2 separate regions of the Homo sapiens genome follow, and region 1 is linked to region 2. A link is a loop called in an ENCODE intact Hi-C map of the cell type or tissue named here. Cell type or tissue: heart left ventricle. All regions are shown on one strand. Links, peaks and the distances in the headings refer to the core of each region. The heading gives the core; the rest is flanking DNA. Region 1 has its middle 75 kb from the start of UXS1. Region 2 has its middle 56 kb from the start of CD8B2.

Region 1 (8,336 bases), core at 218-8,217, 270 kb before region 2:
TGTTGCCCTGAGAAATAGGCAACTCTGTGACTCCTCGGGACTGAAAACCAAACAGAACGTACACTCCAACAAGACAGGTCACAGCCACACATGCGGAGCAGTTTCCCAGTCAAGCATTGCTGGTCCCAAGACCCTGGGGTGTCATTTTCCTTCTGTCTTACCACCCTCTCCCACCCAGGCTCTCCTTTCCTATCACTATTTTTGTTTTCTGGTTTGTTCATGTCATCATTAAAATCTCCTGACCCAGCCTGAGCAACATGGTGAAAACCCCATCTCTCTTAAAAATACAGAAAAATTAACTGGACATGGTGGTGCACGTGTGTAGTCCCAGCTACTCAGGAGCCTGAGGTGGAAGGATCACCTGAGCCCGGGAGGTCTGAGGCTGCAGTGAGCCATGATCGTACCACTGCACTCCATCCTCAGCAACAGAGTCAGCCCCTGTTTTTTTTTTTTTTTTTTTTTTTTTTTTTTTTTTTTTAAAAAAAACAACCCTGACCTAAGTGCAAGGCTCTTGTATCGGTTGGAACCCGGAGAGTGCACCAACAAACAACACAAGGCGCCATGGAGCAACACGCTGTTTTAATGAGCACCTGGGTGCAGGCGAGATGAGGTCTAAAATGGCGTCAGCCCCAAGTAAGGATAGGGCAGGGGTTTTTTTGTTTTGTTTTTGTTTTTGAGACAGAGTCTCGTTCTGTCGCCCAGGCTGGAGTGCGGTGGCGCCATCTCGGCTCACTGCAAGCTCCGCCTCCCGGGTTCACGCCATTCTCCTGCCTCAGCCTCCCGAGTAGCTGGGACTACAGGCGCCCGCCACCGCGCCCGGCTAATTTTTTGTATTTTTAGTAGACACGGGGTTTCACCGTGTTAGCCAGGATGGTCTCATCTCCTGACCTCGTGATCCGCCCGCCTCAGCCTCCCAAAGTGCTGGGATTACAGGCGTGAGCCACCGCGCCTGGCCCGAGGCAGGGGTTTTATAGTCTTCCGTAAACAGGAAGTGTCCCACTCTGACGTGACTTCTACATAGTACCCAGAAGGCTTCCCTGTCGCTCTTCAGGGGATATGTGTCTTCCGACCAGCTCTCTTCCTGCTTCTGCTGTCTTGCTGAGGCACGCTGCTGGCCCAAGTGGTCTTGTGCCTTGGGACTGGGCCTGAGAAGGGAGGAGTTATTCATTCCCTTAAGCTTTCAGGCCCTGGGGGAGAATCTTTCACTAAGGAACTTTGGAAGGCAGTTCTGTGGCTGGATCTCATCAGGCCAGGACCATAAGAATGGCACAAAGATGCTACAGTGCAGGTGTGGATTTTCACCTCACAGGGGCAGGTGTACACTCGGGTTGAAGACAGTAAATGTACTATGGTCAAGGAGAGCCAGGTTTCTCACAGCTGGAGAAATAAGTTACAAATGAGGCTAGGTTGAACTTGTGGTGTGAGATCGGCCTCACAGGTGTGGATATGAATTCATGGAGGTTTAAATAGATATACACGGACCAGGTTCAGTGGCTCACACATGTAATCTCAGCACTTTGGGAGGCCGAGGGGGGAGGATTGCTTGAAGCCAGGAGTTCAAAACCAGCCTGGGCAACGTAGCAAGACCCTGTCTCTGTATTAATCCTAAAAAACAGACATACATAGATAGAAATGACAGAAGTGCATACAGATGTGTGAGCATGAGTCACTGTAGATACAGGCCTTGCTAGGTCTGTTGACTGAGAAAATCTAGCAGTGACACCTTAGTAACATGAGCATGCCCTGCTCCCAGATATTGTTTCTAGAGCCCATTCTCCAAGAAGAGAAACCAGGGCTCCTCAGAGAGGAGTTGGTTCTAGGGATGGGGCAGGGAAAATACAAGATGGGCCTGAAGGTCTTATGGAGCCAAAATATAAGAAGTGCTCAAAAATCAAATGGGGACTATTAAAAGGATACAGGGCTCAGCATGCAGGAGCTCATGATGTTCTTAATTATAACCCCCAAATAAAAGTATTTGTTGATACAAATAAATAACTGAATGAGCCACTTGAGTGCATTGAGCCCTATAACACTTTGGGAGGCAGATTGCTTGAGCTCAGGAGTTCAAGACCAGGCTGGACAACATGGTGAAACCCCGTCTCTACAAAAAATACGAAAAGTTATCCGGGCGTGGTGGCACACATCTCTGGTCTGAGCAACTCGGGAGGCTGAGACAGGAGGATCACTTGAGACCAGAACGTGGAGGTTACTGTGAGCCGAGATCATGTCACTGCACTCCAGCCTGTATAATAGAGTGAGACTCTGTCTCAAAAAAATAGCAAGAAAAAAAAAAGTACTGAAACCAATTGATTTAAACATGATTTGAGCTTGATGCTCCAGTTCCACCTAAGAAATGTCCAGCCTCCTGTAGAACTTCCAGTGGCCACTGGCTCAAGGTTTCACTTGCTTCAACACAAACCCAGGGCCCTCCCTGACCTCCTCCCAGCTCCCCAACAACACTGCCAGTGGTCCCCAAGATACCGATGTCCAATCACCATGTGACTGAGCAAAAATGGCGAAACCACCTAAAAACTAAGAATAAAAAGGTATTGAGATATGAAAGCCAGAGGCTGGGAGACAAGGAAATTCTATAATTTATGAAATTAACTACAACCCCCCCACCCAAAAAAAAAATAACTGTTGTGTGAAATTTTCCAGGCATTTTTAAACACCCATATCTTCTCTCATGGTTTAGATTTTGTATTTTGGGTTTTTTTTTTTACCCAAAACTCTGTCTCCTCCCTGTGTTCCATGCTCTTCTCCACTCTCCAGCACCTGATGACTCCAGAAACCATTCATCTACTCTACCCTTGTCCTCACTCTGTCCTTGTCCCTCCCTTGCCCTCTGAATCTGAACCATTTCCTCCTTTGTTTTGTGACCTTCATATAACCCTTCCCACAAACTGACAGCCATTTAAAATAAACCATAACCACAGCAAACCAGCAACCCCAATCCACACGCCCTCTGTGAACCTCACTGACTTGAACATTGCTGCTGATCTCATGGGGCTGCTCTGCCCAGCAGGGGAGGACCACCAGGCCGCCCCGGGGGCAAGTGCTGCTCCTATCACAGCCTTCCACATGCTGGCAGCACCCAGCAGAATGCTGTGCACAGGACGAGTGTTCAGCAAACAGCTTTTGCCTCAAGATCAAACCACATGCTAGATTTCTGAGGGTGTGAGAAGCATGACACTTCTTATATTGCTTGTGAGTATGTAAATTGGTACAACCTCTACAAAGGCAATTTGACAATATTGGCCAAAATTTGAAATATACATACATACCCTTAGATCCAGGGATTCTATTCTTCAGTAATTATCCTAGATATACTGGTGTAAGCGCGAACCTATGTAATCATGAGCATATTCATTGCGACATTGCTTGTCCCACATGTTCATCAATGGTGGCCTGGCTAAATGATCATGTGCACATCTGCACCATGGAATAGTATGCAGCTATTAAAAAAGAAAGAGGGTAGCTGGGCACGGTGGCTCACGCCTATAATCCCAACACTTTGGGAGAGTATGAGACCAGCCTGGCCAACATAGTGAAACCCTGCCTCTACTAAAAATACAAAAATTAGACTGGGGTGGTGGCACACACCTGTAGTCCCAGCTACTTGGAAGGCTAAGGCACGAGAATCACTTGAACTCGGGAAGGTGGGGTTGCAGTGAGTGGAAATCGTACCACTGCACTCCAGCCTGGGCAACAGAGAGAGTCTGCCTCCAAAGGAAAGAAAGAAAGAGGAAGGACTATGTATACTGATACAGACGATGCTGCAAGATATAATGTGAGTGACAAAGGCAACATGCAGAATAGTGAATATAACATATTACCATTTATGTGAAAAAATATATATATTCACAAATGTTCATAAGCATATAAGATATTTATCATAGGATAACCAAGAAACCTAGGAGTGATTGCATTGGGGGTAATTAAATGAAATGAAAGGCAGAGGAGAGAGGAAAACTTACTTTTCCCTTTAGGACCTTCAAAAGTTTGTTCATGTGTGTATTTACCAGTAGAAAATATGGTCGGGTGCGGTGGCTCACGCCTATAATCCCAGCATTTTGAGAGGCTGAGGCGGGCAGGTCACGAGGTCAGGAGTTTGAGACCAGCCTGGCCAACAAGGTAAAACCCCGTTTCTACTGAAAAACAAAAATTAGCAGGGCGGTAGTGGTGCGGACCTGTAACCCCAGCTACTGGGGAGGCTGAGGCAGGAGAATCGCTTGAGCTTGGGAGGCGGAGGTTGCAGTGAGTCGAGATCGCACCAGTGCACTCCAGCCTGGGCGAGAGAGTGAGACTGTCTTGGAAAAAAAAAAAGTATAAGTTTTTGCTTCCAATAACATTTGGGGGAAACTAAAAGCGTTATTAAACTTTAAACCACATGAAAGAAGAATATGAAATAGTCTCCGCTCAGAGTGAAAATGATGAGTAACTGTTGGTAGACAATACCAGTAAAGACACAGTGAATTGGCAAAAACGGACCCCTAAGCGACGGTGCCCTGAGGAGTCACGGAAGTTCGGGTGAAGAGTGCGGGGCCTGGGCAGGAAGTTCCTGGGAGTGGTTTGAACAAACGGTCCTGCAAGGTCAGCCAGACGGGGAGCGTGCTTCAGGGAGACAGCGAGTTCAGCGCTCGGTGGAGCAGCACCGTCGGCCAGGTGCATGGTCACTGAACAGAGGAGCCCAGGCCCACAGCCAACAGGAACACGGGAAGTGACTGGCCCATGTACTAGAAGTCGTATTTACTCTGTGTCCGTCAACCCGCGCCAGCTGTCAGCTCACGGCTCTCGGCCGCCTTTGGGTGGAGGGAGGGCGTTGCCAGAGCAGCATCATAAAGTACATAGGTCTGCCCACGTCGGGACGCGTGGGTCCGCGTCTGCAGGTTCCTATCGCTCCCCGTTTTCTGAATATTGGGAGATATTCCACACCCTGGTCACACTCCCTAACCCAGCTCGCTCCAGGCGTCCCACGCTCAGCGTTCAGGGTCACCTCCCTGCACCCTGGCCGGCCCCGCCCCACCAAACCACGCCCACCTACCGAACCCACCCCCCACCGAACCAAGCCTGGCGGATCCTGCTTCATCAAACCACGTCCACTCGGTGGCTCCTAACTGGGCCAAAGCCCGCTGCCCCTCCGCACCAGCTGGGGTCCTACTTCTCCATCAGGCTCATTACGCACTTCAGTTTTCTTTCCCTAACATGTTATAAGCACTTTAAGGGCGGAGCCAGTGCCTGTGGGATACTTTCAATATCCCTTGAAGAAATGAATGACATAATTGCCCCTTCCCAATCCTGATCACCCCAAAGATGGGGCCAGCTGTCCTCACTGAGGCCAGGAGACTCTCAGGAATGTGAGTCCTGCTAACCCTTAAAGGGACACTTACAGAGCAAGAGTAGCAACAGTGAGAAGAGGGTGGGGTGTCCCGTCACAGCCCTTAGCACATGTCCGCAGAGCAAAGCTAGGTGGCTCCCAGCCCTCGGGGCAGCAACACAGGCCCGCACCTCCACTGCCACAGCTATGCTCTCAGCTGTTGGTGAAAACTTCCCTGGCACCACTCGGGACCTGGGCCCCTCCGCAAGCACTGCGTTGTAGTGACCATGGTTTTTCCTGTGCCTGTGGTTCCTGTGTGTGTCCCTGTCACTCTCGGTCTCTGCAGCCACCCACACCCTTTGCAGCCTTTAAGTCTCTGCGAGTTGGGGAGCAGAGCCCATCTCCTTTCCTGGGTGGGGAGACCTCAGTGCACACAGCACACACCCAAGTCTGTCGGGGATCAGGGCTGGCACAGACTCACCGGTGGTCAGGCCTTCCCACCTTCCCTCCTTATCCTGGGAAACCTGTACTTCTATCCATTCCAAATCAAAGTGCAACGCTTCTACCTCCCCGCAACACACATAACATACACCACACACCAGCTCCTCTTGTTGACGAGGAAGTGAGACCACTTTTGTATGAGGAAATGTGGTCATTTTTATCCAGATGCCAGGTGTACCCCTGGTCCTAGGTAGAAACTGAGCTCCTTCCAGCCTTAGAGGCTTCTGTGAACTGCCCACACACTTGCACAGCTGGCCTTGCCCTGCCCTGGCAGACAGAGGGACCTTGCCCACCTTCTCCTAAAGCCACCCTTGCCCAGCTCTGACTGGAAGGGGCTCTGAGGCAGCGTCTGTGTTCCCTCACATATCCCGATGTTACAGCAGAGGCTCTCAACCCCATGCCAGCTTTAAAAATCCCCAATGCATTTCTGAAAAGAAAACAAACTGCTTTTCTTTACTCTCACACAATACTGCTGATGCCAAATGTGTATTTTTCCCCTCACATTAAGCAATTCTGACACTAAATATCCGGGGTTAGTGCAGACCCCACAAGCTAAGGGCTCAGTCCTACAAGACTGCCCTCACTTCAGACACCAGTCACAATCCTAAGAGCTACCCACAATCCTAACCAACTGACTGTCAATCACAACCCTCTCCTTGGGTTCCATAATTTGCTAGGATGACTTATAGAACTCAAGAAATCACTTTACTTACTATTGGTGGTTCATTACAAGGAATACAACTGAGGAACAGCCGAATGGAAGAGATGGACACGGCAAGGGTGAGGGGTGGGCACTGCAAAGCTTCCAGGCCCTCTCTGGGTACAACAACCTCCCAGCACCTCAATGTGGTCATCAACCTGGAAATTCCCAAACACCCTTTGTTTGTGGTTTTTTATGGCAGCTTCATTACATAGGGACGATTGATTAGATCATTGACCACAGGTGATTAAGTCAGTCTCCAATCCTCCTCCCCTCCTTGGAGGACCAGGGGATAGGGCTGAAAGTTCCCAACCTCTCATCACCAGCGGGATGCTGGGGCAACCAGCCCCCATCCTCCAAGAGTCAGCTCATTAGCATTAGCAGCTCCAGATGTTTGAAAGAGGCTTATTATGAATAATAAAAGATATTCCTCTAAACTTTATCACTCAGGAAATTCCATTCTAAGGGTTTTAGGAGCTCTGTTCCTGGAAATGGGGACAAAGACCAAATACATATTTCTTATTATATCACAATATCAACCTTTCATTCACCAAACATCAATTAAATCAGTGTAAGGAATGGAGAAGTTCTTCAAAGTTTCTTAAAACCATAAAGAGCTTGTCATTTCTTTGCACTATGCATATCTATATATGTTCCAATGCAACTGCTCTGACTTGACCTGGCGTGCCTGGGCAGGGTTAAGTGAGCCCCAGACCATAGTACATGCCATTCCTTATTTGGAAACCCTCCTGACCCTCTCATGACTAGCTTCCTCTTTTCTTTGTCCTCTTTCCCCTTTGCCTATTTAGAAAAGTTTCAAGCTGTTAGCCAATTGGGTCAAGCTTAGAATGTGAGGTCCTGTTCCAGCCAATGCAAACGGGCACAGCCATAGGATGATTGCATCAGGTTACAAAGATTATAAGTGTCCCCCTCTCCTTTGTTCAGGTGTGCTCTCGTGGTAAGGCTGTTAGCGAGCAGCACGCTTTCTGCAGAAAGTAAACTAGCCTTGCTGAGAGATCCTTTGTCTCAGTGTTGATTGTGCGACACTGAGCACCTGTTTCCCACAATTAGAATTTCGGGATGTGGAACCCAGAAATCAGTGGTTGTTTTATTTATTAATTTATTAATTTATTAATCTATTTATTTGCTCAGCCAAATAGATCCCATTTGTAGTCAAAGTTGGGAGCCACAGCCTTGGAGTAATGGGCTGTTTTCATTTACGATGCTTTCCGCTTGGAGAAATGGAAAACCTCAGGTGAACAGTTTAAACAATAATTTCCAGCCAGGTGCGGTGGCTCATGCCTGTAATCCCAGCACTTTGGGAGGCCAAGGTGGGTGTATTATGAGGACAGGAGTTCAAGACCAGCCTGGCCAAGATGGTGAAACCCCATCTCTACTGAAACTACAAAAATTAGCCAGGTGCGGTGGCAGGCACCTGTAATCCCAGCTACTTGGGAAGCTGAGGCAGGAGAATTGCTTGAACCTGGGCAGCAGAGATTGCAGTGAGCTGAGATCGCGCCACTGTACTCCAGCCCAGGCAACAGAGTAAGACTTTGTCTCAACAAAAAAAAAAAAAAAAAGAATTTCCTTGCCTTCTATAACAAATAGTCCAGAGATGGAGCAGTTGCAGGGGTTGCTTACCTCTAGGATGCGACAGTGTCACTGAGGACCCAGGCTCCCCCATCTCTGCCGAGGCATCTTCCCATCACCGGTGCCTCCTCAGGCTGTGCCCCCAGCTCCTGGTATCACATCCTTGCACAGCCAGGTCCCCAGGCAGAAAAGGCATCCCCCGGAGGACAGAGCTAGGCTCTCAGAGCA
Region 2 (8,336 bases), core at 232-8,231:
AACATGGAAAGTTGATGTACTTGGGACACAATACCATGTGTGCGGTGTGCTCATCTTTTATTCTGAAGACAAATAAGGGGTCTTACTGTGGAATTAGGGGGCCACACGGGGCTGCAGCTTCTGGGCATCATTGCTCTTTGCTGCTTAATTCCAGCTTACAGGATGTTTCACACAAACACCAAAAACATTTTTAAGATGGACCATATCATATTTATCATTGTCTCTACAGTGTTTGGCTTCAATGCATCAAACTTCAAAATATGTGTTTGCTTGAATTCCAATTTCTTGACGGATACACGGCTTGGAAACCAAGCCTCCTTTGGCTGATAAAATAAGAACAGAATCTGACACTTAAAAAATTATTTAAGCTTTGCCAAGTGGGAAAAAAAAGTGTATTCTCCTACTGCTGAGCATCTTGGCTAACTTAATCACTGTTCCCGTCACTGAATCTCCCTTTTTTGTCATGGGACTTCCTGATCGTTAAATCTATTTCATAGTAAACATAAGTGAATTTTGGTTTATTGTTATTCTTGTTTACATTGAGAATTAATTTTGAGTGGAAATTATATACTTCATGTTATGTAGATGAAGTTAGGGTGGATGTTATATTCCAATAATTTTATGGCTTGAAAGAAATTCAATTTTGTTATGTGGAATGATTTCCTAAGAATGAAAAAAGAAAATGACAGCTTCAATGATCAAAGAAAGAATCATGCAGAGAATCGTTTATGTAGACCTCTCAAATTAAAAAAAATATCCAAGTATTACTGTTTCTTAATTATGTGGTCTCAAGATGAGTGTTGGAATAATTATGTTATTAGAAACTCAGCCTTTGTGAGAAATTCGTATTTTCATTATTTTATTTAAAAAGCTTTTCAACATTTCTTACTGCAAAGAAATGACAATTAGCCCTAGGAGACCAGCCCACCAAAGGCGCATTAATGTCAATCTCAAAACAGATAAAAATAGGACCAAGAATGAAGTCAACTGGCAGTACCACTCCCTCATTTAGCAAGTCGGCTTGTTGTTCTGGGTGAGCCAAGCAGGCAAACCCCCTGCTTTCAGGACTTTCACAGTCTTGAGGGGGAAAAAGTAAATCAAGCAAATAATCATCCAAATACTCCTTTTTTTTTTTTGAGATGGAGTCTTGTTCTGTCACCCAGGCTAGAGTGCAGTGACGCAATCTCAGCTCACTGCAACCTCTGCCTCCTGGGTTCCAGTGATTCTCCTGCCTCAGCCTCCTGAGTAGTTGGGATTACAGGCGCCTACCACCACGCCAGGCTAATTTTTCTATTTTTTGTAGAGATGGGGTTTCACCATCTTGGCCAGGCTGGTATCGAACTCCTGACCTTGTGAACCACCTGCCTCGGCCTCCCAAAGTGCTGGGATTACAGGCGCAAGCCACTGTGCCCGGCCCCAAATACTCTTATAACTACCTTTTGCAGTAAGTATTCAAAGTGACAACTAGCGGGTGTCTTGAAGGCATATCAGGGGAGCTTCATTCGGCTGGGGGAGTGGAGACAGCCTTTTGGGGAAAATGACCTTTAAGAGACTCAATGGTCCACAGGAGCCCAGCAGGAGGAGAGGGAATGAAGAGTTTTGCAGAGAGCTGGATGTGCAAGGGCCCTGTGGTGGGCAGGCTTGGTGGGCTGGGGCAGAGGAAGGCAGGCAGGTGTGGTTTGAGGTAGGCCACGGTGGCACGCTGGCTGTGTGACAAGGTCTGCAGCATGCCTGTTTGTATCTGTGTATCACTAGGACCTCCCACTAACTCTAGATCCCTCTCCGTCATTCATGCTCAAAATTGGTCAGTTTCTTCTCTCTTGTTGGTGGTTAGTGACCCCCTATGGAAGTAGGGCCACTCACTCCTGAATGTGAGGTCAAACGTCCTCTTCCCCCAAAACCAGATTATTTCCCTTTGGTTAGGGCAGTGGTATTCAACCAAGGGGCAGTTTTGCACCCCAGGGCACATTTGACAATGTCCAGGCACATTATTGGCTGTCAGAACTTGGGAAGGGGATGCTAGTGGCATCTAGCGGATATGTTGCTAAACATTGTGCAATGAACAGGACAGCTCCCACAACCAGCAATCACCTGGCCCAAAACGTCAAAGGTATGAGGTTGAGAAACCATTTTAGAATGCATTTTTCAAACCGTAAGATGCGACCTGTTAGTGGATTATGAAATCTCTCTCTATTAATGAAATAGAGACCATACAAGGTGGGAGTGCATTACATATTGTATGTATGTTTGCATTATATGAATGTCCACCACACATGCATGTATATTTCTGTATATTGAGTGGCATTGTGAAAGGCATTCTTTATTGCAGGTTGCAGTTTAAAAAGTTGGAAAGTCACTGGAATAGAGAACCTACCAACATATTTCATCCCTTCTATCCTTCCAACTCCACCACGAATCTGCCCTATCTTGGCAGAGCTGTATCCAGAGCCCAGGCATGGCTTCAACTACAGCCTCTGCCAGCCATCCCATTGCAGTGTAAGCTAGAGGTCAAGGCTGTTCACTCTCTGGCGGGACCACCGTTCCCCATGGCTCAGCCTTCACTCTACCTCCAGCCAACTTTTCCTTCTTCCAACTCTCCATAAACTTTGTCTTGACTGTTCCCTGTCTGATACGCCACTTGCCACTTTAACTGGTCAATTCTTACTTAACCTTTGAAGACAAACCTTCAGCCTCCCCTCCTCTGTAGATCCTCAGGGACTTCAGCCCTTGTAGAGTTCACGGTCTCCGTCTCTGTTGTCTGCACAGCATTTTGCGCATCCCTCTGATATAACAGTCATTATCTGGGGTTCACGGCTGGTCAGCTGTGGGCTCACTGCGGGCAGTAACTAGATCTGACTTCTCTTGCCATCTTTGGAAACTAAAAGAGTGACTTATACACATATGAGGTGCTCAAAGGCATTTGACTAATACAGTCATGAATAGAGATTGTTACTTAGAGTCCTTATATTACTAATTATTTTGTAAACTGAAATATATTTTTGTGAGGAAAAACTCTCAATATATATCCTGGATTTTCATTAATGTGCATTTTCTTCCACTTTCAAGTTAATTCTTTTTTTTTCCTGATTATTTAACAAATACATGCCTATTAAAGACAACTTTGGGTAGACCAGAAGGATGTAAAGAAATCCTTCCCCATGAAGGATATATATTATGTAATGTATAAAATAGGTTATATAAATATATAGGTATATATTATATATGAAGTATATATTATATATGAAATATATATTATATATGAAATATATATGAAACATACTATATATGAAATATATATGAAATACATACTATATATGAAGTATAAATAAATATAAAAGTATATACATTTTACATATGTATATGTACGTATGTGTGTATAAGTGAATACATGTGCGCCCATCATCCAGCCCCGGCTTATCAACTGAGCAGTGCCCCTAACATTTCCGTACGTTGCTCGGGGTCAGGCTAGACTCTGCTGCCCCCGTGTGTTCCAGCGCAGAACTGCATAAAGAAAGAGGAGCGCTCGGCCATGCCGCACAGGTCCGGGAGGTTCGCGTTAATGTACCCTGTTTTTGAGCCCAAGGAACAAGTATTTAGTCATGATTGCCACTCGTTATAGGCTCTGTTAACAGTGTAAAGAAAGTTGGAAGTTCTCTCCTGAGAAGAAGTAACTTCAATGCGGAAGGACCCGGGCTTCTCATGTTTCTCTTTGTATCCCGACCGCCGGGAACTGCCTTACCTGCAGCTACAAAGTCCTGCAAGTGAGGCTTAGGTATTTTCAAATAAAATATCAGGCTTGGCGGAGTGGCTCACGCTTGTAATCCCAGTACTTTGGGAGGCTGAGGCCTCCTGGGAAGATCGTTTGAACCCAGCAGTTCGAGACCAGCCTGGGCAATATAATAAGAACCCCTCTTTACAAAAAAATAAAATAAAATTAGCCGGTCGTGGTGGCACCCACCTATGGTCCCAGCTACTTGGGAGGCTGAGGATTGGAGGATTGCTTGAACCCGGAAGTTGAGGCTGCCGTGGGCCATGACTGCACTACTGCACTCCAGCCTGGGTAACAGGGCGAGACTCTGTCTCAATATAAATAAATTAATTAAACAAAATAAAGAATATAAAAGTAAAAAGAAACAAAATATCCAAAGCCAAGACTGCACCACTGCACTCCAGCCTGGGTAACAGGGCGAGACTCTGTCTCAATATAAATAAATTAATTAAACAAAATAAAGAATATAAAAGTAAAAAGAAACAAAATATCCAAAGCCTGTCAATCCATGATGTAAATATCAGGATCTTCTGAATTCCAGTAGCCCTGGACCATGGAGAACCCAGTGAAATTACTCTTATTGACTGGAGCTAGGGCTGTCTTAGTTGGACAGTTTATATTTCAAGCTTTCTATGAGTTTCACAGGTTCCATGAACTTGGATGGATTTCTGTGGATTTGTGCTTATACACTGAAAGTTTTGTGATGTACATTGCCCATCTTTTGCATCTGATTCGATTGTTCTTCTCTACTCATGAAAGTCCTATTTTTCTTCCAGACCCAGATCTTGTGAACTGTTTTCACATTTCCCCATGGATGCCTAGCAAGGGACTGGGACTGCCTGATCCGCTTTGGTCAAGAGCACGTGGGTGGCCTGTGTGCAGGCTTATCATCAATAATTGCAGGACTTGGTGGAGTATGGTTGAACAGGTGCTCAGACTGCATGCGTGTCTAGCGAGGCCATCCTGAAGCTGCATGGGAGTTGTAAAAAAGTTACCAACAAGTTTTTAGTTATTTGAATAGGTTTTTGAATAGATTTGGAATGTGGGAAGCAGTTGCAGAAATAAACGTCTTAATGACTAAATGTAGCTTGCTGTTTTTAGCCCAGTTTCACAGATCACAACTCTGACCATACTAGTGGGTAGTTTATGTGTCTTCTCATGCGGGGAGAGCCGTTCAACTCACTCCTGAGGCTTAGGCCCAGGTTGGAAGGGGACGGACTCCCAGCTGGGCTGTTGGGGTCTGGCCTCCTCTCAGCTTCCTCTGGAGGACAGACACAGCCCTTCCAGGCTACCTTTCCAGACACTGTCCAGTCGAATCCACTTTCTTACTCATGACCCGAAGCAAGCCACTTCAGCTTCTGATGTCTCCACAACCTCATTTGCGAAATAAGGGACTAGGCTGGACGGTCTTTGAGGCCTCATCCAATTCAGAGATTCTGGATCCTGCGTTGGAGAAGTGAGGGAGCCTGGTGTGAACTGGGAGAAGGCAGAGGGTGGGAGTGGGCTGTTTCTGTCGGCTCTCTGAATGGCAGTAAAAGTCCGGGAGGGGACCTTCAGGAGTCATCTCACCTCCTGGAGGTTTTTTTGGGTGTTGACTGTTGAAGGCATCCTCCAGAGTGGTTCTCCATAGGTCTGGAGGCTTGACCTTTGGGGGATGCTTGTAGAAAGCTGGTTCTTCAGTAAACTTTCAGTGCTTGCAAATGCAGACGCTGAGCCAGAGCCCCCCAACACTCAGAGGAGGATCATGCCCAAATGTCCTCAGGTGAGACGTCAAGGAGCACCTCCCACCTGGTGCAATCTTCACTCTGCATGGCTGGTGTCGCCCCCTGTGGGAAACACAGGGGACATGGGAAGCCATGCTGTTGTCACAGGGTTTGCTATGCCATCCTCTGCAGGACGTAACCACCTCTGTAGTAGGCTCCTGCTAAAAGCCAGTAGGATGCTGACAGCAAGTACTAGCAACAAGTGTTTAATCCATATTCCGAGCCTGCCACCGTCTCCTTTCACTGATATGACTCACATGGCTATAGCATCGCACAGTGAAGAAAGCAGACCCTGGCGATGTGGAAAGGAGTAGAATTGACCGCCGTAATCATTAAATGTCACCGTTTAAATAAGAATTGAACGACCTCTCCTTCTGTGGACTATTCACAGACCCCACACACTTGACCTCACTGTTTATTGTACAGGGGATTGAGAACCATCAACAGATGGGTGCAGGCCATATGGTAAAGGGTAGGATAGCTTTCCAGTGGGCATCAGTGCAAGCGGTTACAATTCCAGGCCTCTCTTTGTTGATCAAGAGGATCCCAGCACTTTGAGAGGCCGAAGATTGCTGGATCCCAGGAGTTCAAGACCAGCTAGGCAATATAGTGAAACCCCACCCCTACAAAATATTAAAATATTAGCCAGGTGTGGTGGTATGCGTCTGTAGCCCCATGGTCCCAGCTACTCAGGAGGCTGAGGCAGGACGATCATTTAAGCCTGGGAATTTGAGGTTGCACAGTGAGCAATGATTGGACCACTGCACTCCAGCCTGGGTGACAGAGCAAGACACTATCTAAAAAAAAAAAAAAAAAAGAATTCCATATTGTTGTCTACTTTTTCGTTAAAACACACTCTGCTTCTGCAACAATATAGTTTTCTCCTGCTTTTCTATCTCCTTGGATGAGTCCTCTTTCAGCAATCACATAGATGGCCGACAAACAACAGCTGTAGTAATAATTATTATTATTTATGCCTTACTGCCACTACTCTAACTGAGGCCACTGACATGCTTTACCGTAATTATGAGCACAGCCTCCTCACAGATTTCTGGTCCTCTAGTCAGTCAGCCACCCATCCCAGTCCTGTCTTCACACGGCATTCCAAGCAATCATTTATAAAGGCAGCTTCTGAACATGTCTCTTGTCTGCTTAAACCACTCTAATGCCTCCTGTTTCCCATCCCAATAAGGCCTAAACCCTTTCGGATGGCTCACACTGATTTTCATGTACTTCTTGAAAAGCTAAATAAGAGAGCTAAAAAAGATGAATTACTTTATCTTTTCAGTAAGAAAGACCCATGAATGGAATTCCAGGGGCAGCTGTTAGAGTGGGTGGCAGAGTCGGAAGAGTTGCTGCCATTTTTTGAATATCAGCTGTTTCTGGTGCTTTGATATAGGGTATTTCATTTATTTTCTTCAAAAAATCCTATGAGGCCTATATGCTATATTATTATCTTAATCTTACAGATGAGGAAACGTAAGCCCAGAAAGGATGAAGTGAAACCAGCAAAGTCACACAGGCAGTAGGTGGCATAGCTGGGATGTAAACCCAGACCGAGTGCCCACCCGGCACCTGCCGCCTTCACCACCAGCCTCAGGACTGTCAGTGGGCAGTAAGTTGGAATTTTAATAACTTTGGAGACAAATTTAGCTTCTTAAACAGAAGTGTTTTCTTAGATAAGGAAGGAAATGATATTTTCTTACCACATTTAGTATAATTCATCCTAAACAGAGAAGTTATAATGACAGTGACAAAGCAGGAATGTGTGTCTTTATTTTCCAGGTCATGCAAGATAAACAGAAAGATTGCTGGCTTCCGGTTTCTAGATTGTAAAATGAGGACTGGAGCCCATAAACTCCAATAGCATTTTCAGCTTTGAAATTCTGAGACTCTCGGACTGTTAGCTGCAAAACATGTATCTTAAGTTTCTAAGGCAAACGCTTATAAAATTAGGAGAACTCACTTATAGTTTTCACACGTTTTAAAATTTAAATACATATGTGTGTGGTTACATAAATATACCCATCTATTGTGGGAGAAGCTATTCAGAATACCAAACATTTTATTTTCATTAAATATAACAATGCTATTTTTTGCTGTGGCTGGTGTTTTGGTCATCTGTTGCTGCATAAAAATCATTCCCAAACATAGCAACCTTCAACAGCAGTAATATATATTTTACTCATGAATCTGCAGTTTGAGGAGGGCTCATCAGGGAAGCGTCCTCTCGGCTCTGCTCAGCCTCCCAAGGCAGTCCGAAGGCTCGGGCTGGAGACACGGAGAGCTCACTCACTTGTGTAATGGATGCAGGCTGTCTGCTGGGACCTTTGCCAGGGCTGCCGGCTCCGACCTGTGGCCTCTTTACGTGGCCTGAGGTTCTCATGATATGGGAGACGGGCTCTGAGGACAATCGTCTGGAGACAGAGAGAGAGAGGGAGGGAGAGAGAGCATGCACCAGGTGGAAACCCTACCACTTTCTGTGACCCAATCTCTAAAGTCCTGTGGTGTCACTTCTGCGCCTCTTCATTAAGGTAGCCAAAGATGGCCACCCAGGAGACGGGAAGGGAAGTTGACTCCATCTTGTGATAATGAGTGGCAATCCTCTGGGACATCATTGAGATCAGAAATAATACTGGGACCATTTTTTAAAAATGCAGTTTGCTACAGCATGACTCACTATTGTCTTCCAGCACCATGGCAGACTAGCTCCCTAGAATGTCATACCCTGGAGGAAAAAGATCTTGTCTGCCTTTTCTTTGATGCGCACAGTGCCTGGTGTGTAGTAAGTTCTACTATCTGTA

What was found. Hi-C counts contacts between places; a loop is a spot of excess contacts. Peaks named below come from ENCODE experiments on the same cell type or tissue, not always from the same donor. Only the 100,000 strongest peaks of a DNase experiment are listed, where the experiment ranks them.
Region 1: it touches region 2 in a loop (2.6-fold over the local background); 5 of 110 quality-filtered maps call a loop at or near these places.

Annotation. Positions count from the first base shown.
Region 1 is chr2:106,265,177-106,273,512 of GRCh38, forward strand. No RefSeq gene overlaps it. Among named protein-coding and RNA genes, the nearest start is that of UXS1, 75 kb to the left of the region's middle. RefSeq lists a silencer at 7,261-7,320. In heart left ventricle, for the core only: no CTCF peak of the experiment used is centred there; DNase peaks (open chromatin) are centred at 4,715 and 4,795; H3K4me3 peaks cover 1,038 bases; H3K27me3 peaks cover 1,220 bases.
Region 2 is chr2:106,539,447-106,547,782 of GRCh38, forward strand. It overlaps a transcript of CD8B2 not described here. Among named protein-coding and RNA genes, the nearest start is that of CD8B2, 56 kb to the left of the region's middle. In heart left ventricle, for the core only: a CTCF peak has its summit at 3,492; a DNase peak (open chromatin) is centred at 3,485; H3K4me3 peaks cover 257 bases; H3K27me3 peaks cover 941 bases.